2 separate regions of the Mus musculus genome follow, and region 1 is linked to region 2. The links are chromatin loops, found by intact Hi-C in ENCODE. Cell type or tissue: left cerebral cortex. All regions are shown on one strand. Links, peaks and the distances in the headings refer to the core of each region. The heading gives the core; the rest is flanking DNA. Region 1 has its middle 10 kb from the start of 4930563H07Rik. Region 2 holds the start of Stk31 (serine threonine kinase 31).

Evidence for each region. A loop is a pair of places that touch in the nucleus more often than their neighbours do. Peaks named below come from ENCODE experiments on the same cell type or tissue, not always from the same donor. Only the 100,000 strongest peaks of a DNase experiment are listed, where the experiment ranks them.
Region 1: a loop joins it to region 2, with 8 times the contacts of the local background. A loop is called at or near these places in 3 of 42 quality-filtered maps.

Annotation. Positions count from the first base shown.
Region 1 is chr6:49,001,475-49,018,020 of GRCm38, reverse strand. No RefSeq gene overlaps it. Among named protein-coding and RNA genes, the nearest start is that of 4930563H07Rik, 10 kb to the right of the region's middle. In left cerebral cortex, for the core only: CTCF peaks have their summits at 8,158 (motif pointing left) and 9,842 (motif pointing left); a DNase peak (open chromatin) is centred at 9,834; H3K4me3 peaks cover 412 bases; H3K27ac peaks cover 245 bases.
Region 2 is chr6:49,389,051-49,405,596 of GRCm38, reverse strand. It overlaps Stk31 (serine threonine kinase 31), which reads right to left and starts at 9,993. Exons shown (of 24, transcript NM_029916.2): 1 at 9,913-9,993; 2 at 7,490-7,536; 3 at 7,349-7,401; 4 at 733-831. The coding sequence starts at 9,962. Fam221a (family with sequence similarity 221, member A) reads right to left here. Exons shown (of 7, transcript NM_172727.3): 7 at 15,692-16,546. In left cerebral cortex, for the core only: CTCF peaks have their summits at 7,045 (motif pointing right) and 7,944; DNase peaks (open chromatin) are centred at 7,015 and 10,099.

The sequences.
Region 1 (16,546 bases), core at 5,312-13,311, 390 kb after region 2:
CTGTCCCTTTTCCTGTAGAGAATTCCTGATGAAATGGTCTACCCTCAGTCCTCAGGAAGGTGCACACTTCAGGGTCATTTCAGAGATCCAATTTGTTCCCTTAATTACCCATTGTCCTTACAGGTGAGGACTGGAATAAATAAGCAATCTGTGAGAAGAAAGTGGCATCTTCTCGTCCCACACTCACATCCTCTGTAGAACTCGGGCGCACTCTTTATCCCCAACTGAGGGTCAGCATGGGTAGGTAGAGGTGGCTTGTCAGCCCGTGTCCATTTAGTTTTTTATTTGTTGTTGTTTTTGTTTTGCTTTTATTCTATTCCAACAAGGATAAGAGCATCCTTTGAAATGAGTGACTCGTAGGGTTCCACTCTTATAAAACATGGCTGTTTGGCTTAATGTTTGGATGTACTAATTTCAGAATCTTCTCAGAATGTACCCATCTCAGAATCTTTAGATTAAGGACTTTCATTTTACATCAAACTTGACGAGTGAGGCAGCCAGTCCCGTCATGACAGCAGCTCAGCACCTTCCAGCAAAGGACGGCAGGCAGGAAGCATCTGCTTCCCCGACCCCTCACTACGCAGAATGAAAGAGCTGCTTCCTGGTTACATCTAGGGCACTGTGGATAATGGCGGAGACCCACCAGAATCCACCTGGAGTTATGCCAAACAGCTGAGACGTGTCCCTGACGACAGAATCTTTACTTTCCTACAGAAATGATTGCTGACGGGCACTGTGGCCTGAAGTCTCTGCCTGTGTGTGTGTTAGAGGAGATTGTATGACAGAGGCCCGGGAAGCCACTGCTGCAGACCCCAGGGCAATCAGCTGGACATGCTGGTGCACGTCTGTAGTCACAGCCCTCGGGAGTCTATGGATGGCACGTCAGAGGTCATCCTGGGCTATACTTCGTCTCAAGACCTTGTCTGAAATAGAATAGACAAGGGGTTTTGTGAGAAGGATTTGTGGTTAAGAACACGGACTTCTTTAGAGACTTGAAGTTCTTATCACACAGATCTTTCACTTCCTTAGTTAGAGTCACGCCAAGGTATTTTATATTATTTGTGACTATTGAGAAGGGTGTTGTTTCCCTAATTTCTTTCTCAGCCTGTTTATCCTTTGTGTACAGAAAGGCCATTGACTTGTTTGAGTTAATTTTATATCCAGCTACTTTATTGAAGCTGTTTATCAGGCTTAGGAGTTCTCTGGTGGAATTTTTAGGGTCACTTATATATACTATCATATCATCTGCAAAAAGTGATATTTTGACTTCTTCCTTTCCAATTTGTATCCCCTTGATCTCCTTTTGTTGTCTAATTGCTCTGGCTAGGACTTCAACTACAATGTTGAATAGGTAGGGAGAAAGTGGGCAGCCTTGTCTAGTCCCTGGTTTTAGTGGGATTGCTTCCAGCTTCTCACCATTTACTTTGATGTTGGCTATTGGTTTGCTGTAGATTGCTTTCATCATGTTTAGGTATGGGCCTTGAATTCCTGATCTTTCCAAGACTTTTATCATGAATGGATGTTGGATTTTGTCAAATGCTTTCTCAGCATCTAACGAGACGATCATGTGGTTTTTGTCTTTGTGTTTGTTTATATACTGGATTACATTGATGGATTTCCGTATATTGAACCATCCAGGAGATCTCAGAAGATAGAAAGATCTCCCATGCTCATGGATTGGCAGGATCAACATTGTAAAAATGGCCATCTTGCCAAAAGCAATCTACAGATTCAATGCAATCCCCATCAAAATTCCAACTCAATTCTTCAACGAATTAGAAAGGGCAATCGGCAGATTCATCTGGAATAACAAAAACCTGAGGATAGCAAAAACTCTTCTCAAGGATAAAAGAACCTCTGGTGGAATCACCCTGTTGGACCTAAAACTGTACTACAGAGCAATTGTGATCAAAACTGCATGGTACTGGTATAGTGACAGACAAGTAGACCAATGGAACAGAATTGAAGACCCAGAGATGAATCCACACACCTATGGTCACTTGATCTTTGACAAGGGAGCTATAACCATCCAGTGGAAAAAAGACAGCATTTTCAACAAATGGTGCTGGCACAACTGGCGGTTATCATGTAGAAGAATTCGAATTGATCCATTTCTATCTCCTTGTACTAAGGTCAAATCTAAGTGGATTAAGGAACTCCACATAAAACCAGAGACACTGAAACTTATAGAGGAGAAAGTAGGGAAAAGCCTTGAAGATATGGGTACAGGGGAAAAATTCCTGAATAGAACAGCAATGGCTTGTGCTGTAAGATCAAGAATCGATAAATGGGACCTCATAAAATTGCAAAGCTTCTGCAAAGCAAAAGACACCGTCAATAAGACAAAAAGACCACCAACAGATTGGGAAAGGATCTTTACCTATCCCAAATCAAATAGGGGACTAATATTCAATATATATAAAGAACTCAAGAAGGTGGACACCAGAAAATCAAATAACCCCATTAAAAAATGGGGCTCAGAGCTGAACAAAGAATTCTCACCTGAGGAATACCTAATGGCAGAGAAGCACCTGAAAAAATGTTCAACATCTTTAATCATCAGGGAAATGCAAATCAAAACAACACTGAGATTCCACTTCACTCCAGTCAGAATGGCTAAGATCAAAAACTCAGGTGACAGCAGATGCTGGTGAGGATGTGGAGAAAGGAGAACACTCCTCCATTGTTGGTGGGATTGCAAGCTTGTACAACCACTCTGGAAATCAGTCTGGTGGTTCCTCAGAAAATTGGACATAGTACTACCGGAGGATCCCGCAATACCTCTCTTGGGCATATATCCAGAAGATGTCCCAACCGGTAAGAAGGACACATGCTCCACTATGTTCATAGCAGCCTTGTTTATAATAGCCAGAAGCTGGAAAGAACCCAGATGCCCCTCAACAGAGGAATGGATACAGAAAATGTGGTACATTTACACAATGGAATACTACTCAGCTATTAAAAAATGAATTTATGAAATTCCTAGGCAAATGGATGGACCTGGAGGGTATCATACTGAGTGAAGTAACCCAATCACAAAGGAACTCGCACAATATGTACTCACTGATAAGTGGATATTAGCCCAGAAACTTAGGATACCCAAGATATAAGATACAACTTGCCAAACGCATGAAATTCAAGAAGAACGAAGACCAAAGTGTGGACACTTTACCCTTTCTTAGAAATGGGAACAAAACACCCATAGAAGGAGTTACAGAGACAAAATTTGGAGCTGTGACGAAAGGATGGACCATCTAGTGATTGCCATATGCAGGGATCCATCCCATAATCAGCTTCCAAATGCTGACACCATTGCATACACTAGCAAGATTTTGCTGAAAGGACCCAGATATAGCTCTCTCTTGTGAGACTATTCCGGGGCCTAGCAAACACAGAAGTGGATGATCACAGTCAGCTATTGGATGGGCACAGCCCCTAATGGAGGAGCTAGAGAAATTACCCAAGGAGCTAAAGGGAACTGCAACCCTATAGGTGGAACAACAATATGAACTAACCAGTACCCGGGAGCTCTTGTCTTTAGCTGCATATGTATCAAAAGATGGCCTAGTCGGTCATCACTGCGAAGAGAGGCCCATTGGACTTGCAAACTTTATATGCCCCAGTACAGGGGAACGCCAGGGCCAAAAAGGGGCAGTGGGTGAGTAGGGGATTGGGGGGGTGGGTATGGGGGACCTTTGGGATAGCATTGAAAATGTAGACGAGGAGAATACCTAATTAAAAAAAAAAGAAAAAAATATTCTTCAAGCAAAAACATGTGAAACCAAGACTTATCAAACATCCATTATCTGGATATAAGAAAAAAACGAAATGAAAAAGAAAAGAGGAAAGAAAAAGAAGGATATCGCCTGGGACAACTAACTCCACAGACTTTCTCCTTTGCCTAACATCCCCTTTTCATCAGGTCAAGACTGCCAGGCCAACAGTATCCCCATTTTATATATTCAAGAACTGAGGCACAGAAGAGTCACTTGGCAGTAGTGTGGAACTCACTTCAGAGCCAAATGTTCTCAAACCAAAAGACAGGTTTTCTTTTTCTATTATTCTAATAAATTTGGATTACTACCCCCTGCCAAAAAAAAAAAAAAAAAAAAAAAAAAAAGAACACGAACTTCTTTTTTTCCAGAGAATCCGTGTCCAGCATTCACGTTGGGCAGCTCACAATGACCTCAATTCCAGCTTCATGAATTCTCCTGTAGTCAGATGTTCACATACCTCCCTCAACTTATACACATAGATAAAAATGAAAAGAAACAGAAACCTGGGCCCAACTCTGATACTGCTAGCAGCAAACAGGAAGCCCACACAGAGCACATTTTGAGGTATCATCTTCAGCTTCAGCTTCCTGTCATGCTTCTTGTCTTTCTTTTCCCTCCCCCATCTTCCCGTCCATTGATCTAAATCTGTATCTCACTGCGATGAAGTTTGAAGCAGGGTCTCACTATGTAGCCCTGGCTGTCCTGGAACCCACTATATAGACCAGGCTGGCCTTGAACTCACAGATCCTCCTGCCTCTGCCTCCCAAGGGTTGAGATTAAATGTGTTTGTTGTGCCACCAGGCCATGCTGCATTTTTGTAAATCATTTTATACCCTTTCTAGAACATAATTATGTTAATAAATGTTAATGGCAAAATCCAGCCCTGCAAGTTTAAGCATGCTCTTCCAATAAAATAGGAAGATGGTTTAAAATCTACTCTCTTACTCAGTATTGCTGACCCCAGAGTGACAGGGAAGCCCCACGTAGTCATGGGACTTGCTCTGCCTGTCCATGAGCCTGGTGTTGCAATGCCTCCAGGCCACCGGCCCTGTGACAACAAGTCAGCATGCCAGGGCTTTGCACGACATCATTGCCATGCTCTTCCTCCTTCTCAGAAGGGTCTCAAATGAAAATCAATTCACTGGCCACAGGGCCGGTGAATTCCCAGTGACCTTTTCTGATGCCCAGATGTGACACATTGAGTCTCTCAGGCCAGCTCCACTGCCTTCCCCTTGAGCAAGGAAGGTTCCCTAGAACCTAAGGAGTTAAATGTGCATTGGGCGAGTGTGGCAGGGTAGGGATGGGAGTGGGAACTTTACAGGGGAAAAGACCAAGGGGAACTTCTGTCCTAGGAAGTGGAGTTAGAAAGTGGACTTGGTGCCAATTAGCAGGGCACAACTAGGAATATGAAGGCAAAAGGGAAAGACAAATTGGAAACAGTTCATATACCCCTACCCCATCTCCAGAACAAAACAAGCCTTTTAGCAGCAATTAAGCAGAGATGTGAAGTATAGTCAAGCTTTAACTCCCTTGAAGGTGTTAAAAGTCAGAAATGGGCTGGCCTAGGGAGATTTGTAAGATGATGATGATGAGGAGGAGGAGGAGGAAGGTAAGGAAGAGGAGGAGGAGGAGGGGAGGAGGAGGAGGAGGAAAATAAGGAAGAGGAGGAGAAGGAGGGGAGGAGGAGGAGGAAAATAAGGAAGAGGAGGGAGGGGGAGGAGGAGGAGGAAGAGGAGAAAATAATAATCAAGTATCGGAAGCAGAAAGAGCATGTGACACATTTCTAAAACATACTCTGGTAAGTCAGCTAAGTAGGAAGCCATGGCTTCGATGTTGCTACAGACAATACATTATGCAGGAACAGGGCACTGTGGGACAGCCAGGACTATTTGTCATAAAGGCAAGGCATAGAACAAAGCTGAGTAGCCAGGTCCTAGACTTAGGGCTAGATTGGCTCTTTGGAGATAGAAGTTGGAAGGCTATAAACCATCCCCCATTAAAGAGGAGAGGATAATGATGGCAGGCTCACACAGTGGGGTGGGACACTGTGCAGCTATTAAAAGATGGAGGTAGATTGTTATATCGGATTTAGTCTGATGAGCAGAAAGGCACCAGCCTGCATCAAGTGTGAGGGCTTCACTGAAGGGGCTTCTTGCGAGGTCCAGGGTGGGAGAAGTGGTGAGGGGAGGCTACTCCAGCTTGGGTCACAGCAGCCCTTAGGCAACAGCAAAGGGAGAAAGAAATTAAAAAAATTTCAAGTCTGTCTTCTCCTTCCCCCTCCCTCCCTCCTTCCCTCCCTCCTTTCTTTTTTCTTTTTTCTTTCTTCCTTTCTTCCTTTCTTCCTTTCTTCCTTTCTTCCTTCCTTCCTTCCTTCCTTCCTTCCTTCCTTCCTCTCTCTCTCTCTCTCTCTCTCTCTCTCTCTCTCTCTCTCTCTGCCACAATATTGTGTGAAGGACTGAGTGTGATGGCCTAAGTGTGGAGTTTCAGGTTTCAGAAGCTGAGGCAGGAGAATCCCAAGTCCCAGACCAGCCTGGGGTACATGAAGAGACCTTGTCCCATAACTCCAAAACTAAACCAAAACAAATACCCATCACCAGCACCAATGACAAAACACTGTGGACTGTTATGGTGGAACGGAGGCTGAGGCAGGCTTAACAAGGACAAGGTGACCAAGATAAATTACCTCAGGTGACCAAGATAAATTACACAGCCAATGGGGCTTTCCGTGGAATGTGGGGTTTTGTGCTTTGACTTGGAGGACACAGCAAACAGCCTCATGCCAATGAGACTCCATCTGCTGAGTGGAAGACAATGAAAGAAAGTCCAGCTACTGCTGTCATGTCCCCGTCTCCACAGTGGCCACAGGAACTCGGCTGGCCGTGTGACAGGAAGGTGACTTAAAAGTGCGAAACCTCCAACTCAGCAGTCATGAGCTTGGTTGAGGCTGGTGAAGAAAGAGCTGTGTGCATCTGAGTGTGTGCTCCAAAAGGTGTGCCCTGAAATTCTGTTTGTACATTGCTACAAAAGCCTTCCCTTCTATCAAGAGACAGAGAGAGAGAGGGAGAGAGAGAGAGAGAGAGAGAGAGAGAGAGAGAGGGGCTAAATTAGATGGTTCACACAGTGGGATGCTACATTATGCAGCCATTAAGAGACAGAGGCAGATGGTTGTATTGGATTTAGTCAGGCCAGCAGAAAAGTGTGAGGTCTGGGTGGGGAAACAGTGAGAAAGGCTACCATAGATGCCGTTCACTGGGAGAACCAGAGCACTTCCTGTAAGGTCGCAATGGGCCTCCTTTTGAATCTCCCAACTTCTACCGAATCATCTCCTCTGTTTGACCAGGCTCTTGTCTGCCCTTCCTCCAAGAATGAAGTGGGAAGTCAGTAAAAGGAAATCAAGTTGGGGGATACCTTCTTGCATGGGGATAACCATTTAAATAGGACAGTAAGGACTCAGACTCTCTGTGGACAGGATGCCAACCAAGAGAGGTTGGTAGTGTTCCCAGATGAGCCCAGTCCTTTGCAGAGTGAGTGTGCAAGTCACTGTCAGGGCAATGCAGGGCACTTCCAGTTAGATGGTGCCTGCTTGTGCCTGTATCTGCCCAGGAGGCAGGATCTTTATGCCAACAACCTCTCCCCTCGCTCACTTACCTATTGCCTTGCCTCTCTACTGAAACATACCCAAACTGAGAAGCTGTCCACGCCCAAGACCCTACCATGGCTCTCCATCCCCTGCCTACACAATGGAACCCCACGTCTCATGTTGGGGCATGAGTCACAGTAGCCCACTGGTCTGCTGGCTGTGGCCAGGCGGCCTCCTCACTAACTCAGACAGGTCTTTCGCTCTCTTGTCTTCCATCTTGGCCCTCTGGTTTCTCACAGTGAGCTGCTTCTGCTCAGTGCTTGATTCAAAGCTTACACTTCCCCCAGGATAGTCCTGCTGTGTACTAGGCTCTGAGTGATCCGTCAGTTTCAAAGCATTCAAGATACTACTACCATTGCTTTTGATCTCTAATAACATGCCTGTGATATCCTTCTGCATTCTTACTGGAAAAGCACGTTCTTTGAAAGTAGGTGTGTGCTTTTGGTCTCTGTGTTTTGTTTTTGTTTTTTCTCTTGTTTTCCTGAAGGCCACCAGGAGAAGGAGTTTCTTGGGCTTCTCTGGACAGTGTCCAGTACACTGGCTTATATGTTCACCAAGTTGGTGAACTATGGCAACAAGAGTATTCCCATACTTGTCTGTATTGTTTGAAATTATTATTGCATGGGTTGGATATGTTAAAAGCACTTCTGTTTTTGCAGAGGACCCGAGTTCAATTCCTAGCACCCACATTAGGTAGCTCAGAACTTCCTGTGCTTACAGGAGATCTGATGCCCTCTTCTGGCCTCCTTGGGTACTGCACACACATGGTGCACATAAAACAAGCACACATATAAACACATAAATAAAAATAAAAATAAGAATACAATTATCATTACAGACCTACATTAATAAATAAATATGTAGATTCAGGTGCAATCAAACTTTATTTTGTTGGAGCAATAAAAATATAATTGCCAGAGGGGAAAAAAAATGCAGGATGGACAGTTAAGTATAAATTTCAGATAAAGAACAAATACTTTTCTAGGGTAAAAATGCCCTGAATATTGCATTGAACTTAAACTAAAAACTGTTATTATTCAAGATGCACACTGGACTGTGTCTTAGGTTTGTTTCTGCTCAGTAATGCAACTTAAGCACCAGGGTGAGGTGGGAAATCCATCAAATCCATGCCTCACGGAGACATCACAGCAAACCCCAATTACTTTGCATGATTAGTGGTGTTAATTGAAAAGCTCCTCATAACAGCCGCAGTGAGCATGGGCCGGCCACACTCCTCCCACTTCTAAGCGTCTCCTGGGGAGAAGATGAAACGTTCAGCGCAGACTCACACACAAACGTTCACAGCAGCTTTAGTAATAAAAGTTTAAAAAGTGCAGAGGCCTGGGGAGGTAGCTTAGTGAGGAAAAGAGTTCTCTTTGCAAGCTCAGGGACTTTTAAATTCAATCTCCATAACCCATGTAAACATGTCAGGCTTGCTGTAACCTTAGTGCTCGGGAGGCAGCCACAGTCTCTCGGCTCTCTAGGTTGTCTTGTCTAATGTGTTGCCAAACTGCCTTCCCTTGGGGGAACTCTTAAACAATGCTTACCTCTCCTCCAAAGGTTCCAACACTAAAGTTCATGGGGGAGGGGAGCGGAGGGGAAAATAAGCTTACTTGGCTTACTTACAATGGGTGAGGGGTTAGGAAGGAGAGGAGGTCTCCACCCAGCCAGGATGACTCCTCCTCCTCCTGGCTGCATAAATGGAAGCCCCGCCCCTCTCCTTCCTCACCTCTATTACCTATCCCCGCCCCCACAGAACCGGAGGCTACCTGCAATTAGTGATGATTTGCATCCAATTAGTTGGGGGCAAGTGGTTAGACTCTCAGGTTGAGGGTTCCGTGACCCTCCATATCTACACCTTTCATGAGGGAAGAGCAAAGGTCAGCAAGCCCAGTCGATCTTTGGTGAACATGCTAAGATGGACTTCTGAAGATGGCTCTGGTTGGACTTGGAGGACAGTCCGGTACAACATCTTATCTGAAGGGAGGTAGACAGGATTACTGAGAACAGCACCTGAGGTTGTCCTCTGATCTTCACCCACACGCTCATGCACAGATGTGCAACTGCACATACCTGAGCACGCACTTTCCCTCACACACTCCAAAAAGTGGGAAGAACGCTCCAGCAGATGAGTGAATGAATAAAACTGTGCTATCCAAACACAGGGATGCTATTCGGCAACAAAAATGCAGGCTGCCGATGTTTACAATAGTAAGTACGAATCTCAGAATTATTACACGGAGGGAATAAAAAGCCAAGAAGCAATGAATGTACAGTGTGAGGCAGGTTGGTTCTGTGAGAGGGCTGGGGACTGCTGGCAAAGGGGCGAGAGAAGAAGATTCCGGGCAAAATGATACTTGCCTTGGGACTTTCAGCGGTTTTGAGGCTTTTGCTTCTGGCAGGAGCTGCAGAAGTTGGGCGCACGGGCTCCATCTACTGTCCAGTTAGCGTTGGTGCAGGGAAGTTGTACAACGGCCAAGGTGGAGTCAGGGTCAGGACAGGACAGGATAGACAGGAGCAGCCTAAGCTCACTTCCTTCTTGAGAAACATCACCCACCCGAAATTTATGTCTAAATGGCATCTGGATGCATAGCTTATGGTTATATGGTATGTATTTGTATATTAATGTAAGTTTTGGATTTAAAAACTTTCTGGGACTGGGAAGGTGGTTTATTGGGAAAAAATGCTTGCATGCAACTGTGAAGATATGAGTTTGGATCTTCAGAACACACACACACACACACACACACACACACACACACACACACACACACACAAATTAATAAAGTATATAAACCAGATCTGATATGTATTTATTAGATGGATGTAAATCTTTATGTTTAAAATAGTGCTTTAACCATATTTTTCTATCTACATGGTCTTTGTTATTTTTAACAAGGTAGAAATTTCTGGGCTGTTTGGATTTATCTTTTGTAGAGATAGGGTCTGGCTATATATCCCTGCGTGTTGGGAACTTACTCACTACATATCTTAGGCTGTCCTTGACCTTGCTGGATCCTCCTGCTTCAGTCTCTCTAATGTGGGGATTCCAGGCGTCTTCTGGCCTGCTGGGCTGCATGCCTGCTCAGCGGCAAAGGGGGGTCCTTTGGTAGTCCCTGTCTGGGACTGAAGGTCTGGAAGACTCCTGGAGTGTTGCTGGTCTTCAGGCTGTGTTGGAAGGTTGAAGAGCTGGAGTCTGTGTGGGTAAAGGACAGTGGCCGCAGAGAGACACAGCAGTGAAGGCACTATTGCTCTGCCCCGGGTCTCTTCCGGTTGGGATACAGCACCCATGATGAATGAAGGATTTCTCTCCTTAGCTAGTCCTTCTGCAAATGTCCCTATAGACCACCCAGGGAGGTCTGTCTCATAGTGGAGTCCAGATCCTGTCAAGGTGACAATAAGATTAATTATCACAATGGGTGTGGGGTGTAGCTTGGGTTCAATGTCAATACCAGAAGAAAGATATTAGTGTAGACTTCAGAAGTCAGACAACTTCACCCCTCTTCTCCCTCCCTCTCCCTTCGTCCCCCTCTCTCTGTCTGTCTCTCTGTCTGTCTCTCTCTCTCCCTCTCTCTCTCTGTCTGTCTTCCTCTGTCTCTCTCCCTCTCTCTCACTCTCTTGCTCTGTCTCCAGCTCCAGTTTTAGGCATTTTTGTCTCACCCATAGATTTGTTTAACTGCCCCACACCTGCTGGCACTTCAATCAAGACACTAAACTGCTCCATTACTGAGAAGGAACTCTGGTGGCTCCTTCACTTATATCCCTGTCCATCTCCTGCAAACCAGCAGACTCCATCCATCTCTGTAGTTCTCTCGCCGAGAGAGCGTGCTGTCTGAGTGATGTCCCCATGGGTGTTCTCTGACTACTGAGCGTATACTTGGTGATATCCACCTACGCACAGCTCCTTATTGTCCAGAAGTAGCAATTTTGTTTCTTCAGCCTGCTCAAAGTGTTTCTCATCTGCTATCTGAGGAAAGCCGCTAAGAATTCTAGTCATAAGGCTTTTGTGTAAACATAAGTTTTATTTCTCTGGCATAAATGACCAAAATGTGATTGTAGGATCACATGATAAGCAAACATTTAGTCTATGAGAAACCTCCTGGTTCTTTCTGTTTATACTAGCAAGATACGACAGACCTCATTTCTCAGAATCCCTGTCCTCAGTTCATGCTATCAGTATTGTTTCACGTGTGTGGTGTATGTGTGTGGTGTATGCATGTGTTTGTGTGTGTGTGCGCGGGTGTGTGCGTTCATACACAGAGGCCACAGAGGACATCATGTGTCCTGCTCTGTCACTCTTTGAGATGGGGTCTCTCCCTGAGAGCCAGTGAACCCCAACAATCCTCCTATCTGTTCTAACTAGTCTGTCCTCTCCAGTGCTGGGACCTCAGGCATTCGTGTGGCCATGCCCTCCTTTTGTTTTTTTATATTTTTTATTAGGTATTTTCCTCATTTACATTTCCAATGCTATACCAAAAGTCCCGCATACCCTCCCCCCCACTCCCCTACCCACCCACTCCCACTTTTTGGCCCTGGCGTTCCCCTGTACTGGGGCATATAAAGTTTGCGTGTCTAATGGGCCTCTCTTTCCAGTGATGGCCGACTAGGCCATCTTTTGATACATATGCAGCTAGACTCAAGAGCTCCGGGGTACTGGTTAGTTCATAATGTTGTTCCACCTATAGGGTTGCAGATCCCTTTAGCTCCTTGGATACTTTCTCTAGCTCCTCCATTGGAGGCCCTGTGATCCATCCAATAGCTGACTGTGAGCATCCACTTCTGTGTTTGCTAGGCCCCGGCGTAGTCTCACTAGAGACAGCTATATCTGGGTCCTTTCAGCAAAATTTTGCTAGTGTATACAATGGTGTCAGCGTTTGGAAGCTGATTATGGGATGTATCCCCGGATATGGCAGTCTTTAGATGGTCCATCCTTTCGCCACAGCTCCAAATTTTGTCTCTGTAACTCCTTTCATGGGTGTTTTGTTCCCAATTCTAAGAAGGGGCAAAGTGTCCACACTTTGGTCTTTGTTCTTCTTGAGTTTCAAGCGTTTAGCAAATTGTATCTTATATCTTGGGTATCCTAAGTTTCTGGGCTAATATCCACTTATCAGTGAGTACATATTGTGTGAGTTCCTTTGTGATTGTGTTACCTCACTCAGGATGATGCCCTCCAGGTCCATCCATTTGGCTAGGAATTTCATAAATTCATTCTTTTTAATAGCTGAGTAGTACTCCATTGTGTAAATGTACCACATTTTCTGTATCCATTCCTCTGTTGAGGGGCATTTGGGTTCTTTCCAGCTTCTGGCTATTATAAATAAGGCTGCTATGAACATAGTGGAGCATGTATCCTTCTTACCGGTTGGGACATCTTCTGGATATATGCCCAGGAGAGGTATTGCAGGATCCTCCGGTAGTACTATGTCCAATTTTCTGAGGAACCGCCAGACTGATTTCCAGAGTGGTTGTACAAGCTTTTTATGTGGGCACCAGGATCTGAACTCAGGCCCCCATGCTCACACACCAAGTATTCTTATTTGCTGGGCCATTTTCTTAGCGTACTATTACACTTTTAAGTCAACTATTCTAATTGATGTGCTTGGAATCTTGATATGGTTTTAATTTGCATTTTACAGTGGGGTGTGTGTGTGTGTGTGTTCAGTGAATGCTTTTCTCTATTAGTCCTTTTTTGCAGTGTGTCTTGGTTTTTGAATGAGGCACTTCTGTTTTCTACATGGCCCTAGACATGACCAAGGAGCAGGGGCCCCTCTCTACCTTCTGCTTCCTCCCCATCAGGCCATCTTTGCCCAACCCCCAACCCCAGCTCTTCTGGGCACTGGCAGAGACCTGATAGTTAGAGTCAGCTACAGGTACAGTCTGGGTCCGTAGGCCAAAGTTGTTTTTTCTCTTTTGTACTGACTGCTTTTGTGTCAACTTGACACAGCTGGAGTTATCACAGAGAAAGGAGCTCCAGGTGAGGAAATGCTTCCATGAGATCCAGCTATAAGGCATTTTGTCAATTAGTGATGAAGTGGGGAGGGCTGGTAGTCTTGCGTTCTATAAGAGAGCAGGCTGAGCAAGCCAGGGGAAAAGCCAGTAAGTAACATCCCTCCATGGCCTCTGCATCAGCTTCTGCTTTCTGACCTGCTTGAGTTCCAGTCCTGACTTCCTTTGGTGATGAACAGCAGCATGGAAGTGTAAGCAGAATAAACCCTTTCCTCCCCAACTTGCTTCTTAGTCATGATGTTGGTGCAGGAATAGAAAACATTACTAAGACATCTTTAGTTTTCCAGGTCTTAGCTCCCCAGAAAATCTAACTCCATCTCAGTGTCTACTTTCTGGAGAACTTCCTGGCATTTTGTGGTACTCAGTACATTTGACGCACTCATTCTCTGATAGATCTGAATTTGCTTCCAATGCCCACATCCATGACATACACGGATGAACAGTCTTCTCATCTCCTGATAGTCCTGGATGGGAATTTCCTTCAATCATCTACTCCCCTGGATGTGATGTCTGAGTTTTATGGGATGTAGTCATGTTCAAGTTCATAATGTGCATTCAGGTTGTGTTCCACAGGGTCTGCATCAGTCTGTGTTGGCACCCATGTCAGACCCACTTCTGTCTGTCTCCCAGTTCCTTGCTTATGTCTTGCTTATGTCTTTCTTGATGTATTTGCTATCACTGTGGGTTTCCCTATCGATCACTCAAATACTTTACTGCTAATACAGTGAATCACTGGCGTTTTCTTATTGATTTTCAGAATTCTTTATATAGTTTAATTCCTAAGCCTTTGTTAAGTTGAGGAACTATAAGCATTTCAGCCCATCAGTTTGGTGATTTTGTTTTGTTGAATAGAAGTTTGTAGCCTTTAAAAAATGTTTTTAGTTTCCTTTTTTCCCCCACATGTATAGGTGTTTTGCTTGTATGTCCGTGTGTGCAGTGCCCGCAGAGTCAGGAGAGGGAGTTGGATCTCCTGGAGTTAAGGATTGTTGTGAGCCACCTAGTGGGCACTGGGATCCAAATTCTAGTTCTCTGCAAAAGCAACAAGTGTTCTTAAAGCAGGAAGCCGTTCCTTCAGAACCAGAGTCTGCTGCTCCACTCCCATTCCACCTCTGTTTACCTTGGGACTTAGGGATTTCAGGTCTTGTTTGAGAGAACTTGCATTGTTAGATCAGGCAATGTTTTCCTCCGTCTTTGGACTGACTTCCCATGCAAGGCCTTCACTGCGTCTGGAGCCTACTGTTTCAGTCTTTTCTAGACTGTGAGAGATTTCCTCATGTGATCTATCATAGTGCTGAGTTTTCCATTTGTCCTTTTATCTTCACAGTTTACAGTTTGAGGTCTCTGCGTCCATTGTTCTGTGCTTGAGCCGACACCATTTTTAAAGAATTCTAGAGCATTATTGCATACTTTAGCATCTTATAGGACAAGTTCCATTTTACCATTCGAGTTTTTCATACATCTTAGAGTGAACTCACCAGAGCTCTTAACTACCACAGTTAAGGATTAGACTGGGGCCAGATGCCTTTACGGTGAGAGCCAGAAGATTCCATCAAGTATGGCTTCCTTCTCATTGCATCTTTTTGTGACCAGTGGTTCTTTCAGAACATGGTCTGTGTGTTCTCAAAACTTTCGAGTTTGGGACTTCCTTTACAATCGCTACGTGGTCAGTTTACTGGAGTACATACGCTCTGTGCGCACGTTCTTCCTCTGCTGAGGTTGGAGGCCCATAAGTCAGTTTGCACTCATTAAATGCCATTCAGAGAACCTGTATATTTGCTTATGTTTTTATAATACCAGTCAGTGCCTGAGAGTTATATACTGAATTTGGTCACACGGTTGGTTTCTTTTTTGAGCTTATACTTGAGAATAATTACCCGTATGCTGTATCTTGATCTCACATTTCTTCTACAAAGATGCGTCACACCTATCTTGAGTGATACAAAAGGAAAGTGAAGGATGCAAGGAGCCTCCTAAGACTTGTCCAGCCTGACAAAGTCACCATATGTTCTCTATGTTCTATAAACTCTTCCATACCTTAAATTGAAGTAAGTGACAAATGTCTTAAGAGTAAACATACGTGCACCTATTCATGAAAAACAAATTCTTTAGAAAACATAACTGAAACATGATCATGTGTCAGAAACAGAGTTCCTGAATACAGAGTGTCCATTAGTAAAGTTTTACAGCTGTCTCATACATTACAGTTCTCCTCACTTTGTCTTACTAAGGTTTCTGCATTGTATTTGGCTGATCTGCCTCTTAAGTCTGCTTGTCCCAAGTTGCAGAAAATATTAAAAAACTGAACCTGCCAACTCTCCATGGGGTCAGAGAACCCCTGTTCCTGCTGCCTGCCAACTGGACCACAGGGCTCCAACTGGCCATCTCTTGGACAGGTGCCCTCGAGTTCTTCTGCTTGCATGCAATGCCCCACACACCCTATGATCAGCCATCTCAACACCTAATTACCCAGTAGAAATATGACTCTTAAAGCTTAATTATCCAATCAGATTTATATAACAATAAGATCACAATTTACAAGATGCCAATACAATAATTTCAGAGCCAATTGATAGTGATAAAAGCTTTACCCCAATTATTCTAACTTTGTGAAAATCTTAGCTGCTTGTGTCTGTTTAAAACCACGCGAGATGAGGATCTTCTTCCTGTCCATTTGCCTCCATGTTGACTTCTCCCCCTTCTCCTCTTCTGAGACCTCTCTAATCTGTCTCCCCAACTCCTAGCTCTGCCTCCCTTTTCCTGTCCAGTCACAGGCCTGCCACTGCCCTAATGTGATTGGACAGGGAAAATCCTGCAACAGTCCCATTGATATTGTCATCAGCTCTGTTTTAAGGAACAGAACTGATGACTGAGCAAGGAAACGTAATTTGGATTATAAAATTCTTGTTTTAATAAAAATTCCTTAAACAGTACAAAAAAAAAAGATTGCTGCCTTGTGATAAAAAGCCTTTGCAAAATTACAAAGGCAGTGTCTGAATAAATGATTATAAACTATTAAAACTCACATGTATGTCATCCTTTTTATTTATGCAAATGAAATCACACGGTGTTGGTTGTCCCGTGACTTGCCTTTGTTGCTGAACAGTAAATATCTCAGAGTATTGTT
Region 2 (16,546 bases), core at 2,711-10,710:
CCCAATTCTCTAGCCCAGGCCTTTGCTACCCTTCCCCCAAAGGGCTCTTTGCTATATAATCTAGACATTTTGATCACCTGCCTTTTGTACCTTTGGACTCCTAGCTGCTATACCTGGTCCCCGTCTCCTTCCTCTCCCCACAAGGCCCAGCTCAGTCTGGCCATGCCCACTCTGGACATGCTCTCCCATATGTCTATAATAAACTCTCTCCTCCACCATCCCTAGGAGCAGTCGTGTCTTTCCTTGCCTTTCGCTTTTTTTTTTCATTCATTCTCCCACTCTGCCTTCCTTCCCTATCTCCCATCTCTCTGTAGATGAAGAGTTAAAGCAGGAAAGAGAAATCACATATCAAAAAGGAAGATAGCAATATGTATCAGATTTCAAATGATATTCAAAAGGTAATTAAGTTAGCCACAGAACAGAAGCAAGTATTAGCCACACATACAGAAGACAAAAGACTCATAACAATTTAGAGGGCTGAAGATGTAGATCTGTTAGTACTCACCTAAGATGTACTAGGCCCCATGCTTAATCAAAAGTCATATTATAGTTTATATCAGAATTTCTGTCCATAAGTTATTTTTAATTAATAAATTTCAAAAAATTTACTATGTAGTTTATACAAAATCTGTCTTTTCTATTCAAATAGGCCCCAAATTCCAAAATCTAGATTCTAAAATCTGGAAAAGCTGACATGTACGATGAATGATTATTTCCAGGAATAACGCTCACCTTCTTAGGATCAAGATTGCCAAAAACTGAATTAGCAAGAGGACAAACTTCTGAGAGTGAACAACCAATCTTCATAATATCCTTATTTTTACTGACATTCTAAGAATAAAACAGAAAAAATATGAGATTCAATAAATTATTTTCTGAAGATATCATATATAATTAAGGGTTCTACTAAGCCTAATATTTAAGAAACTTTAAAGTACTGGGAATTGGATTGTTTTTGTGTTTTGTTTTGTTTTTTTTGGTTTGTTTTTGTTTTTGTTTTTGTTTTTTCGAGACAGGGTTTCTCTGTGTAGCCCTGGCTGTCCTGGAACTCACTTTGTAGACCAGGCTGGCCTTGAACTCAGAAATCCTCCTGTCTCTGCCTCCGGAGTGCTGGGATTAAAGGCATAAACCACACCTGGCTGGATCATATTATTGTGCTACCATTTTCTTCATAATTCAAATGAGTTCTTATAAAAAAAATGACACTAAGCTTAGATAGAATTCAAATAAAGTACCAAATATTATTAAATCATACTAAGCAGGTTCCTCAGAAACAAACTGGGTAATTGTAGTGACAGAAAATAAGCAAGTGCTCAAAGAAAGACTAAGACATGTCTAGGAGACATGGAACCAACCTATGTTCTTTGGCCAACTTCTGCTCCACTGGCCAGAAATGAAGAATTCAAACAGCAAAAGTAAATGACAACAGCAAAAGACTTACAACCTGTGGCTTATCCACTAGTCACACTAGTCACAGAAAAGAAATGACTCTTCCTTACAGAAAGACAATCAATAGATGTAGTAGGAATAAAGAAGGCTGAAAGGCCATCACTAGACCAGTACAATACCAAGAAAAGATAAAAATTTTCAGTGAAAAGTTAGGAAAAACAAGACTAGTCAATCCCATGTGTCTTTCTCTAAAACATTTATAATTACAAAAGAAAAATATTAGGGGCTAGAGAGATGGCTCAGTGGTTAAGAGCACTGACTGTTCTTCCAGAGGTCCTAAATTCAATTCCCAGCAACTACATGGTGGCTCACAACCATCTCTAATAAGATCTGATATCCTCTTCTGGCATATCTTAAGACAGCTACAGTGTAGCTGTAAAATAAAATAAATAAATAAATAAATCTTTTAAAAAATAAAAATATTTATTATATTTTTAAGAAATGAACATCTCAACAAAGTAGATTAAAGTTAACATATTCAATGACACCAGGAAGCCCAATACAATGCACACTGGACACAACATCATTTTTGGACATTCTAGCCAATTTATGAGAAATCATCAAACAAACCCATTAAACGGATACTTTATAAAAACAACTGGGACTCATCCAAAACATTCAAAGTCAAGAAATTTGATAAAGTAGCAAAGGTTAGAGGCCTCTTAAAAATACAATGGGTAATTTTAGTGGATCCTGGAACATAAAAAAAAAAAACTGGTAAAATTTGAAATAATGGCTATATATAGTTCAATTGGCAACCATGTGCCAATATTAATTTTCTGGCTTTTACCCCGCTGTGCTATGGTTACTACAAGAGGTAACATTAACAGAAGCTGGGTGAGAAGTACACAAGAAGCCTTTGAACTGATTCTGTAATTTTACTGTGAATAAAGTTCTTCAAATTAGAAGAAATTAAATATAAGTTGGGAGTGAAGCTGTACACCTGTAACCCCAGCACTTGAGAAGTAGGGAATGCAGGAGTACCTTGAGTTGGAGGCCAGCTGGGCTCTGAGATGACATGCTGCCTCAAGAACACAAATAAAATCAAATATATATACACACACACATCAAGCTTTATAGAAACCCAAGAAAAAATATTCAATGAGGCTATAATGTCTAGTGATAGAAAACCTCTCAAAGAACAGTTCCAAGAGATCATGATGAATGTCGCTGTCATCATACAAAAAAGAACTAGGAGTTGTGGTAATAACACTGTTGGTAGAACATATTTATCTAGAATACATGAAGCCCTGGGTTCAATCCCCAGTACAAAAAAAAAAAAAAGAGGAGGGAGTAGAGAGGGATGGGGGAGAAGGGGAGAGGGGATGGAGGGAGTGAAAGAAGGAAAAAATGAAGTAAAGGGAAGAAGAAAAGAAAGAGGTGAAGGCAAAATACTTAAGATTCCTTTAGTTGCCATTCATCTGACTAAAAATACTGACAATCCTTAAGTATTTTTTTTTGCTCCTCTCCAGTCCACTGTTCACAATATTAGTAAGCATCTTAACTCAAATATTACTATGTCTTCGTTTATCCTAAACCACTCATGAGTTTGCACTGCTCTCAAAATACACTAACTTTAGTCTCAGATCACTGTTTTTGCTTTCCCTCTGTAGGCTACAGTCATATTACACTTCCTTCATTTCCCAAATTGGTTGTGTTCCTTCTTGCTTCAGGGCTTTCACACATGGTCAGTCTTACGTGTGACTGAAGTACACCTCTGCCTTTTTTCTCTCACTTTCTTCTGTCATAATTCTACTCATCCTTTATGTTAATTTGTAAAAATTCATATATTCCAGCAAGTTGTTGTTGAGGACACTTTCAAGCTTAAATTCTATCATCTTTTAGTCCCCTCTTGTTGAACATCATTGGAAATGCTAATTATTTACTGAATAACTTGTTTTATATGCTTAGAAGGTAAGATCTTCAGAGATATGGTGTGTACCTTATACTAATCTTTCATTTCCCGTACATGCTCCAGTGCCTAGCACATAGTGATACAACAGCATCTGCTGCTTGAACAGATGAATAATAAAGTATATGAAGACTTGAGAAACAACATTATGAGTTGCAATAATTAATATTAGTTAAAGAAAATATCTTTTTTTACTCAGTAATTTACTTAAATTTTAGGGTTTGTGTGTGTTATTAAACAAATACCAAATAGATAAGTAATACAAAATCCAAGCAGTACCAAGGATTTTACAATATGACTAATAATTCTTTCTACCCTTCTGTTCCCCCAATTTTTCCCTACATATAAACACTAGTGCTTGTAGTTCCTTGCGAACTATGCTAGAGATTAGATGTGTGTACTGTTGTTTTAACTTGGAGATCTGCTCTTTTAGAAAAGGATTCTGATTTCTTTACAATAATTTCCTACAATTCTATTGTCTGGGTGTATCATGACTGGTTTTACATTCATTTAGCAATTGATATTCAATGGTTTATGGTTTATATTTATTAAAATTATACTGCAATGAACATTTTTTTTCTATAAATGCAGTATAAGATAATTATTATACATTAAGATTTGTGAAGATTACCAAAACTTCATTCCAGTTCCATTACTATCAACTGAATGGCCTTGAGCAAGTTTTTACAACTTTTTGAAACTTCATTTATTTAGTCCTCAACTTAGCAATGACAATATAACTTACCTCCAAAGTATAGATGAGGAGCCAAAAAGTTAAATAAGCTACTTAGGTAATATTTCTACTAGTGCACATATTCAGTAATATTGTTGTTATTAGTAGTGGCAGTTTTCATGAGCATATAGGATATAACAATTTTAATCTATCAGATTATAAAGGTTGGAAGTGTTTGAGAACACACAGTATGAATAAAAGGTACAGTATAAATAAAAAAGTAAATAATAACTTGCTCAAGACCATTCAATTGGTAGTATTCTCTTTTAAGTGGCAGAAATCAGGCTGAGGAAGCAAACAATAGATCTTCACCCTGATTTGCCTCTGTATTTCCAAATCTCTACTTATGTGTCTCTGCTCTCATCTCAACCTCATCTCAAAAAGATTTTATGATTTGCATCTTGGGATAGGCATTAGATATATAGGAATAGCAACAGTAGTTTTAATCTTTTTATTGCATTCATCTAAGGAATGTTTTCTAACTTTTTGTAGTGTGTATTGCTGTGAGTTTAAGACCTGTCTGGTCTACAGAGTTCTAGGACAGCCATAGCTACACAAAGAACCTTTAAAAACCTAAATAAATAAATAATGCCTTATTCATATTTTATACCAACTGCATGCATGCACTTTCTTCTATCATTGGAAATGGAACCCCTTTCCATTCGGCAAGTACTGTATAACTAAACCACATCCCCAGTCCTTGTTTATTGAACAGGGTCTGACTAAGTGTTCAAGACAGGTGCAAACTCAAGGTCCTCTTGCTTCAGCCTCACAAGTAGCTGGAATTACCAGGCACAGTTTGCTGATAAGATTTTGAAACAGTATTTTGGATATATTAAGTTAAATAAATATATGTATTAAAATTATTTTACCTGTTGCTTTTGCTTGCACCAATGTGGCTGCTAAAACTAGCTATAATTACTTATAGGATTCACATTGTATTTCTACAGTAACAGCACTAACCTAGGAAGTATTAAGTTAGTACACATATAGTTCCTATATAAAAACCTTAAATATATAATTTGTCATTCAGTGCGGGGTACCACTAAGTGGCACATGTGCTAAATAATATAGAATACAGACCCACATAGATCTACAACATGTGAGCACCATTTAAAAAGTGTATGTACAACTGGAGAAATGGATCAGCTGTTAAGAGTTCTGGTTGTTCTTCCAAAGGAACCAGGTTCAATTCCCAGCACCAACAGGGCAACTCACAACTGTCTATAAATCCAGTTTCAGAGAATCCAATTCCCTCTTCTGAACTCCATGGACACCAGGTACGGAAGTTGTACACAGACATAAACACAAGCAAAACACACATGCATATAATTTTTAAAAATAAAAAGTTTGTGTGTAAGTATATAATTTACCATAAATTCTGCCGATATTTCTGTAGTTTTAAGAACTCTTAATCATAGTCTTCTATAGCTCTTTATATAACTTCTACTTTATACACTGTACACTTAACTTCATTATAAAGGAGTTTCCAAGCCATGGGAAGTGTAGTTAAATACAATTTCCTCTCCCTACCCCCATCATGTATAGTTTGCAGAATCAAAAATTCATCAGTAACAGTACATTATAGATTCACTTCTTAACATCTGAAACCCAAGAACTTTGGTGTTTAATACTGTTATGCTGTTTTGTTTTGTTGAGAAAACATCTGTGTAGACCTGGCTGTCCTTGGAGATCCACCTGCCTCTGCCTCCCAGATGCTGGGATAAAAGGGGTGTGCCATCACACCCTGCTTACTTTGTATTTAAAACTGAATATACTTTCCTGATTTGCAGTCTATCATTGAAATAAGACACACTTTATTAGTTCTCCAGATTTCAGAATTATATACTTATCTTACAATAAAATGCAGATCACTAAACAAACAAACAAACAAAACCTGGGTTTTCTTTGTCACCTGCCAGCGGCTAGAGTACAGAAGCTTTTCCTCTCCCTATCTTTACTCCCTTTACAATCTACTACCACCTGATATGCTAGAAACTTTCAAGAAGTTTCTTTGAAATGGTGTAAGTGTATCCAAAATGGTCCAATGTTTGACATATTATCTGAGCTTCCACACAACATAACTTCTAACAAAACAATGCTGTCCCAAACCCCAGCATGGAAAAGGGGAAGTGGGTACCCCTAGCAAAGAAGCTACTCAAAATTGATAGCTTCTGGGAAAGAGAAAATCAGTATTCCTTAATGGAGGGATCCTGGATACATCAATCACACTGTGGATCAGGCCTCAGGTTCAGTCAACACAAACTCAACACCATGGGTTTTCATTTTGTTTTAAGGAACATGAAGTTGTGTGGGTAGGGAGGTGGGTGAGGATTTAGGAGTTGGGAGTGGGAATAAAAGAATCAGAATATACTGTATGAAATGATAAAAGAATAAAAAATAAAAATGTAAAACAGAAGTATGCTAAAAGATTATTTTATAAAGATATGGTGTATTTAACTAATTAATAAGTTAAATGTAATTAATGTTGTTTTTAAAACTATACTGCCCCAAACCTCCATCAACAGAACTATTCACTTGTATACCAAGAAAGTCGGGAAAACACAAAATTCCTGCGTGTGACTTACAGGTAGGCCAACTTGGAAAGGTGCTACCTACAATTCCTTCAGTGTCAGCAGGGACTATGATCCCACATATGCTACACTGGTCCACGACAGGATCAAGAGCAAAACTTTATTTTGAGGGGAAGAAGGGTGTGAGGTGGCTATGTCCACAATACTTTGAATAAAATCCTCAAAGAACTAATAAAAATGAGGAAAGTATTGTGAATGTGTTAAAGGCACAAAAAGAGGACAGAACTTAGCTTTCTGACACACACAGGCCAGAAAGCTAAGATCTGCTTTTGTTGTTTTTTTGGATGTTAAGTAATTTTTTTAAAAAGTGTTTAGCCTAAATTTTCAGGAAACAATCTTACAAAGACCCCTAGGTGGAGCTATAGCTTTAAAAATACAACAGCATGTGGCTTTCTGACCCCATTGAACATGACTCTGAAGTTCCAATCTTGATAATTTTCTTGTTTAATTCAATTGTAAGCATTTTTTTCAACATAGGAAAACTGCATGTTGCAATCAACTGTCTTGTAATTATGTCTTGTGTTATATGATTTAATCAAGATTAGGTACTGGGAATGAAAACAAAAATCACATTTATTATTAGATTTTTATTTTTGTTGGAAAACACTTGAGTTGATAAGAGGAAGGTAGAAAAGAAAAAACAACCAATATTATATTTACCTGGGCCCAAAATGTTACTGCATCTTCTACATGACTTCCAACAACATCTTCAACTAAAATAAAATCACAATGCAAAACAAATTAGAAGTTAATCAGTATCATTTAGTTATTATACCCCCAAATAATATTTAATGCCAGTACCTTTATTGTAATGTGTATCTTCATCCATTTGGACAAGTCCTGGAAAACTAACAATTCAATACCTTGAATTAGGTTTTTATATCCATTAACAGTGAAAAAAATCTAAACCACATATGTTCAAAGTATTTGCCCTAAGATGGTTATCAAAACTCAAACTCTATACTAAAAACTTCCTGTTTTCTCATGACTGTTTCTTGTATTTGTTCTGAAAATATTATAGTTTTCAATGGCAAAACACATTATCTCTGTCCCTATCATTATCTTTAGCCAAATCTTTACAGATTTACAAGTAAGATAACTCAAACAGATTTTGATCACTTATATAAATCAATATTTTGAAACAACATGCAGTGTGTGTGTGTGTGTGTGTGTGTGTGTGTGTGTGTGTGTGTTGTATGTGTCTTGCCTGAATGCACATCTGTGTACATGCAATGCATGTTGAGGCCAGAAGGGGGACAAAAGTGGGCTTCAGATCCACTGGGACTAAAGTTACAGCCATGTAAACTGCTGTGTTGATGCTTCCAGAGAACTAAAGTTCAATGTTTAACAAAACTAAGCTGTCCCAAGTCCCAAATGCCAACATGGAGGAAAGGAATTGAACCCAGTCCTCTAGAAAATCAACAATGCTCTTAACTGCTGAGCCATCTCTCTAAACCCATATTAACAACAACAAAAACAAAAACAAAAACAAAAAAAAAAAACAACAAAAAAAAAAACCTCTCAAACAAGAAAATTCCACAATAAAATAAAAAAATAAATAAATAATAAAATGCCTGAGAGTGGCTAGCCTGGGAGTGGCTATTGGCTATTTTGTTTTTTAAAATGCCCTAGAATTAAAAACTGAAATATATCAAATTTGCCTATTACTTCAAAAATCATGTTTATTACATAAAAAAAGTACTTCAAAAGAAGTGTCTACTACTTTACGATTTGATTCTCAAAAATCCAGGAATCACTTTCTACTCATAAATTAAAATGATAAAATATGTAATCTACTTCACTGTTCAATTCCAACTGATTTTATTTCATTCTCAAAATAGGCGCACTCTCCACCCTCCAAAGCTGGGGGGTGTGGTTAGAGCATTGGTTTGTCCTTCAACTTTAAGGTAATTCTACACATTCCAATAAATAGGGGAAAAACAATTTTTCACAAAACTGCCCTTAAAACGTAGGGTACATGCCATGGTTTGAGACTCATTTTTTGAGAGCTTTTAGATCATCCAAGAACATCTAATCTACATCAAGGTTTCAAATGCTCTCAACTATGAAAAGAGTAATTAACTCATCACAGCAAATAATGGAGCTTATTTATAGGAATTTAAAACTTGCAAATTTTGTCTAGCTTAATTTTTTTTCAAATAACATCACTGAATCATCTTCAAATCTGGGATCCTTTAAAAAGTAGTTTTAAAATTCAGCTGTGGAGAAGCTGTTTTAAAAAAAAAAAATGGAAACAACAATATGAACTAAGCAGTACCCCGGAGCTCTTGTCTCTAGCTGCATATGTATCAAAAGATGGCCTAGTCGGCCATCACTGCAAAGAGAGGCCCATTGGACTTGCAAACTTTATATGCCCCAGTACAGGGGAACGCCAGGACCAAAAAGGGGGAGTGGGTGGGTAGGGGAGTGGGGGTGGGTGGGTATGGGGGACTTTTGGGATAGCATTGGAAATGTAAACGAGCTAAATACCTAATAAAAAATGGAAAAAAATTTTTTTTAAAAAATGGAGTCTTTTAGTGAGAAAGAATATTTCTCTGGAAAACACTATTGTTTGCTTGGTTGGTTGGTTGGTTCTTGGTTGTTTTCGGTTTTTTGAAGACAGGTTTCTCAGTAGCTGTCCTGAACTCTCTCTGTAGACCAGGCTGGCCTCAAACTCAAAGATCTGCCTGCCTCTGCCTCCCGAATGGAGTAGGATTAAGACATGTGTTACCACTGTCACGGGCACAGAAAAAATTAAAAGTTTACTTTGGAAATCCTGCCACTTGTTTTAAGAAACTGGTTTTCTAGCCTTATTTTAAATCGTTGTTAAAAGACTTGCCAAGGAACTGTAGTGACTTTAAGCAGAGGTGGAGGGCACGACGGCGAATTCAAATCTCGCCTTGAAATGGGCCAAGGTGAGGTAAAGATGCTGGCTTTCTGGGGGGCCTGGAAGGCTAAAACCACAGACGTCGCCAGAGGGGAAGAAAGTCGTCCACACAGTGGGTCTGCGGGCAGCTCACCGAGATTTGTCCACACAGTGGGTCTGCGGGCAGCTCACCAAGATTTGTCCACACAGTGGGTCTGCGGGCAGCTCACCGAGAAGCTGCGGCGCCTTCGAGCTCGCCGGAAGTAGGCCTCAGCCCAGACCTAAAACGCCAGCAGCGTGGACAAGAACACCCTGGGAGCGGCCCCTGTCGCCCTCGCCACCAAAGACTACCACTGACCTTACACTTTGCGCCACAGCCGTCCCAGCAAAGAGCCGCTGGCCCCACATACCAGGCGCTCCACCCTCAGCCCTCCAGCCCTCAGGCCAGCCCTTGGCGCCGCTTACCGCCGAGCTTCCACGCCTCAGGGCACGCACTGCGCCTGCGCATGCGCGAGGTGCTGCTGCGCTATAGCGGAGGGAGCGCAGCCCTGGTCACGTGGGTGGCCGGCCTCAAGGCCTCGAGCGCAGCCAGGCCGCCCACGGTCCACGCACGCGCTCCGCTCTGCTCCCGAAAGCAGCAGCCTGGCCCTGTGTGCAGTCAGTTTATAGGAGGGCGCCCCACACCCCGCCAGTGATGTAAGACCGTGACATGAAGTTGCGTGGGTCTTCCTAATTTGTACCTCGAGATTTAAACTTTTTTTTTTTTAAAAGCCAAAATTGGGACAAACTGGATATTCTTTTCCCAAAGAAAAGAATACCGTAATAAGTGACAATATCATTTTATAGATCAATAGCTTTACACATATTTCTCCCCAAACTTCGCATCCACATCAAACATTGCAGGGGACAGCAGGGATCGGTGGGGACTGGGATGGGATAGGGTTATAGGCAAGTTATTACACTTGGAGGAAACATTGCACAGCTAAAAACCATCTCTATCTAGTTCTTTTGTTTTGCAAAGGAATGAATTAAAACCAAGGCCTCACGAAAGATCACTACCAAGGAGCCCTCCATTTAATTTCTAAAGCTTAAAGTATAATTTGCATAGACTACAGATATTAAAGTGTAAAGTATTTTAATATTTTTATACATCACTGAAGTCATCCCCATAATAAAACATTTCCATCAACCTCAAAAGTTTCTTCATGTTGTTTACATTAACTGGCCCTCCTTATGTACCTTTCTGTTTCTTGTAACTGAACGTTAATTCTTTTTTTTTTTTTTTCTAAAACTGTTGACAGAATCACACATAAAGACCATTTTATTTGCCTTCTTTCAAATGGCATGGGTATCTTAAGATAATTCCACCTGTTTTCTTCTATATATCAACAGCTTGTAACTTCCCAGGTACTAGTCCACTGTGGATGCCTAACAGGTTTTCTACATTTCTGGGTAGAAGGGTTGTTTTGACTTTAGACTTCTCTCAAATAAAGCTGTTATGGCCTTCAATTCTTTCCGTGGACATACCCTTTCATTTCTTTTGGGCTAATGTCCCCTAGTGGATGGTTAAATGGTAGAAGAGTGTACAAGAAGTTGCCAGACTATTTAACAAAGAAGCTACTCTAATTTATATTACCACCATCAAAGTTTATATATTCTAGTTGCAAGGCTGAAGAAATGCCTCAGTAGTTAAAAGTAATGTCTGGTCTTCCAGAGGTCCTAGGTTTTGTTCCCAGAACCCACCCATTTGGCAGCTCACAAAGGTCTACTCCAGTTCCAGGGAATCCAACAGCCTCTCTGACTGCCTCAGGCACAAGTGTTGCACAGACATAAATGCAGGCAAAACTCTGATACATATTAAATAAAAATAAATCTTTAAAACCTAATAAAAATTAAAAAGTAATAACTGGTTGTTCCATAGCTTCACCATCACTTAATATGATCACTGTTTTTAATTTTAAATATTTTGTATATAGTGGAGGGACTTCCTTGAGGTTGTTTGCATTTATTTATCTACCAAATAAAAACATTGGGTATCTTTGTGTTGTTGTTGTTGTTGTTGTTGTATGTTTATTTTCTATTCGTCTTCATATATCTTCTTAGGTACTTAAGTATCTCTATTCAAACATTTTTAGATTTTTTTTAAACTGGATTCTTTTGTTTGTTTTTGAGACAGGGTTTCACTATGTAGTTAAATCAGCCTTGAACTTGCTATGTAGATCTGGTTGGACTCAAAATCATGGAGATACATCTGCCCCTGCTTCTCAGAGTACTGGAAGTAAAGGCATGTGCCACCACACCTTTTTAAAAAGATAGGGTCTTGTGTAGCTCCAACTTGCTTCCGGCTCACTAAGTAACCAAGGATGGCCTTGAACTTCTGATCCTCCAGTCTTCAGCTCCAGCTGCTGAGACTACAGGCATCCTTCAGGATGTCCATTTTTTTAATTGACTGAGTTATTTATTCACTTCACATCCTGGTCAGTCATCTGTAGGCCCATCCGTCGAATTCTACTTCATCCCCCACTCCTGCACATCCTGTAGATAGAACAAATTATGGGTCTAAGGTTTTGTGCTTGGGTTGGTGTCCCAAAACTTCCATTGGTAGTCTTGCCTGGTCACAGGAGTTGGCCGTTCAGGATCCATATCCCCCATTGTTAGGATTGTTTTCTTATCATTAGCTTTTGATTATGTGTGTGTGTGTGTGTGTGTGTGTGTGTGTGTGTGTGTGTGTGTGTATACTGTGAATGTAGCTCCTTTAGACTTGTAAACATTTTACACAGTTTATGACTATCTTTTCATCCTCTAGCAAAAGTATTTAAAAGAGAGAAAGCTCAGGGGCTGGAAGTGTAACCAGTTTGTGAGGCTGGATTAAATTCCCATCACATACACACACACACACACACACACACAGTACCTATTTTTTTTTTACAAAATTTTTGGGGGGCAGGGAGGGAAATGAACAGACACTGTAAGGCCCCTCTTACACAATGCCATTGCATACAGGTCAAAGTGAGAGAACAATTTTTGAAAATTGGTTCTTGTCTTCTACCAGGTAGGTTCCAAGAATAAAAGTCAAGTCATCAGGTTTGGCAGGTTTGGGCTTAAGTTATTTTGATGGAATCTAATTAATTGGCTTTTGCCTTATAGATCTTACATTTGTATTGTTTTTAACAAATCCCTGGCTGACTAGTCTACAAATGTTTCTTTCCTGTATTTTCTTTCTAAATATATGCATAATGTTATATATCATATATGTATATATATGTATGTGTATATATATATATACATGCTACACAGATGTATAGTAGTTGTGCAGTTAATTTTTATACGATGTAAAATGTGACTCTAGGTTCACATTTTTTATATGTGTGTCCAATTTTTCCATCAGCATTTCTTGAAAGCACTGTCATTTACGTAATGAATTATCTTTGCAGCATTGCCAAGGATGGATGGGCCACATATGTAGAAATCTACTTCTTGATTATTTGTTTTGTGATGTTGAACTCTGCTTACTTTAAACTGTTCTGAGCTCTGAGGCTTTAAAAGTCTTGAATACAGGTAATCTAAGGCATACTCCAACATAATTTTTTTCCTGAGATTGTTTATTTTGAGTTCCAAGAAAATGAAAATCACTTGTCACACATAGGCATACACTCATCCATCCAAGAATTGTTATCAGAATTATGCTGAATCTACACATCTAAGTGGGAAAATTTGCACTTTAACTAAAGGCTTCTGATCGTTGAACACAGTACATATATGTATATACATATACATATGTATACATATACATACCTGTATATGTGTGTGTATATATATCCATTTATTCAATTCTTTTATTTTCCTAAGCAATGTTCTATATTTTCAATGTAAAAGTTTATTCTTCTTTCATCTGATTTTCCCAATTATTTCTATTACTATTCTACTGTTGATACTTTTTTTGTAATTTCAATTTCTCATCATGTTCTTATTTCTAGTGATAAGCAGGGTTTTGTCTTGTTTTCTGTAGAGTTGGCAGATTAATCTACATGGATGACTTGTTACATGCAAATATTCTTTCACTTTCTCCTTTCCAATTTGGTTCTCTTGTCTTGTGTTGATGCAATGCCTAACACATCGAGTGTGAGACCATATAGTTTGGGGGTTTGCTTTGCTCTATTATATTTGTTGTGTTAGAGAGATAAGAGATGAGGCAGGAGTAGTCATACACCTCAAATATCTTAGCTGTCTTTCTGTCCTGCCCTTTGGATCATGAACTTAATCACTCATGCCTTGTTGCCCATTTAATTAATCCTCTTACAGTTAAATCCCACAATGTGACACTCCATCACCAATCTGCTCTAACAAGAGTCCAAGAGAATGGCAGTGACTTCCACTAATTCTAACCTTTATTGGTCCGACACTCTGCGTCCTCAGTTTTCAGAACATTCTCAGCCATTACAAGTCTTAGGACCTTAATGGTGAGGATCATCCAAGGCTTCCTAGGGAGAAATTCAGGCTGTAACTTCTCAAGGTTTTTCCTCTCAACATAATATTTTTACTATTTGAGAATTTCACACAATGAGTGTACCCCCAATCACATTTGGTTCCCAGGCATTCCAGGTCTACCTTCTGAAGTGGAAGGTTAAGGGTATTTTGGAGAGTCAGTTGTGTTGGATAGTGTTTTGCTGGGGCAAACACTCGAAGGAGTGTTGTCCTAAAGTGGACACAGGTGAAAGACTAAGGCAGACTGGAGAAGAAATTTCACTGAAGCAGACACAGGTGAAAGGATGTTCTGCTAAAGCAAACACATGAAAAGACACGTGATGAAGGATTCTTTGCTAACAACACACATGTATGGGTCCACCTTATATTGTGTAGTTGAGCTTCATTTGTCAGGACTCCTCCACCAACTCAGGCAGATTGGATGCACGTGCTGAGGCAAGGCAAGGCACGTGGAGGACACGTGATTTTTGGAGGGCACAAATAGGACTCCATAGAGTGATGGAAGCAGAGCTTGGCTTGCTGGTACAGCTAGCTATGTAACACTTGTAGGTCTCTCCGATATGGATCCACTCTTGTGGGTCTTCACTGATCTTTGCTTCCTTGAGAAAGGCACAGCCAAGAACTTCTCCTGGTGTTCCTGCTGGTCTCCCTTGCTGACTCCTGCTGAGGCTGAAGCCCACTGTCTTTGCTACACAGTGCCACCACTGCTGATTCATGACTCTACCAAACTGGACTGCTAGTGTATCTGTGAGGTGTTTGCGAGTGGATGAAGCTGCTGCTGTTAACCTGTGAACTGAACTGCCCATTGCTCCAAAGAACCTTTCTAAACAGGTCCACTTTGCCCTTTCTTTCCCACTACCTCTAGTGAGTGGTAAGCTAAAGGGTTTAAGAACCATCATTAAAAATAGGATTTGAAAAAAATTAACGTTTACAACCCTCCCACCCTATGTGTGTCTCCCATGCAAAAAAAAAAAAAAAAAAAAAAGAAAGGAAAAAACACACCAATTCCAAATTGTGTTGAATTGTGTTGCACATATACTCATTGGCGCATAGCTAAACTCTTAATGGCCAGCCACTTAAAGATTAGTGAATCCTCTCCCCTAACCCCACTCCCCTGTCAGAAGCCATCAACTGTGAAGAGCTACACTTCAGCATCCCTAGCACAGTTTTTAAGTACTCTCTTAATGGCTTCCTGTCCAGACTGTTTAGTTTGGAGATGGAAGGAGGGTACCATAGAAGCCTTCAATGTCTCTCATTCTCAACTGTGAGTCTGAAGTCATTGAAAATACTGCAAAGAAGCTTCCTTGTCCGTAGCAGCCAGCCGCAGCAGACAGAGGATGTCCCCAGGGGCAGCCTGGACCACTGACATCCACAGGCCACACAACGCCAACACGGCTTCTGGCAGCAACATGGACCATGGAGGTCTTTCAAGAAGGTCCAATCCACAAAATGAGCCTTTCTTCCTCTTGGCCATCCTCCACTGCCTAGAGCCGGGACGATCTGTGGCTAGACATCACATTCAGAAGCCGAGCCTGCCTGAGCTCCAGGCAGCTGCACACCACCCTGTTGACAGTACTAGGTAACATGCCCCTTTGTCAGCCAAGGCTACAACCCCACGACTGTCGCCACCACAGCCCCTCAGTTCTGCCATCTTTCCCATCTCTCCTTGTATTTTTATTCATTGAGGTGGCACTGCAAACAACAATATGTCATACAGTTTTGGGGTTTTGGGGTGGGGGGTGTTGCACAAACAGCTTTACATGCAAATCCATATTGCAACTAGTAATTGGTCTGATTCAATGTTTCTGGTTTCCGAAGCACCATAAATACTGGGTTACTGCTAAGACTCCTACCCAAAGGCAGGGTGACTCTGTGGGTGGGTGGTATGGCTGGGGCCATAATACTTGATTAAGGGCTCAGAAACTCAGGGGTAGGAGACTGTTAAAAACTGGAGAAGCAGCACTGGGCAGCGAACAAAGAACAGGTAGGGCCAGTCCTTAGCCAACTGGGAGGTGAGGCCCAGCAGTTCAGTAGAAGCATGGAGCCATTGCTAGAGCCCTCGCTGGTTGTCCTATTGAAGGGAGGAGGACCTGGAACCTAGGCGCTGCCCAGGCCTGAAAGCACAATGGTCACATCGGGTGAGCCAGCAGGACAACTGTCACTAAGGGCACAGAAGAGTGCAGCACTGCCCAGCCACATGGTCACCCTGACTCTGGGCAACAACAGGATATCCAAGCCAAGTCTTGCTACATTGAATGAAAAATCTGACCCTATGTATTTGTTTAAAACCTTTAATAATATCCTTAATTTTTTAGGTAGACTAAAAAAAATTAAATTATGATAAACTAAAAATATTTACTGTATTTTTGGGGTTTGAATCACATAAAAATAACATAAAACTTGCTAAGAGAGAGAGAGCGAGCATACACACGGTAAGGCAAGAATACCGTGATCCCAACGCCAGGCTGTGCTACCCAATAGACATCTTTAAAAGGCATAGAAAGTGC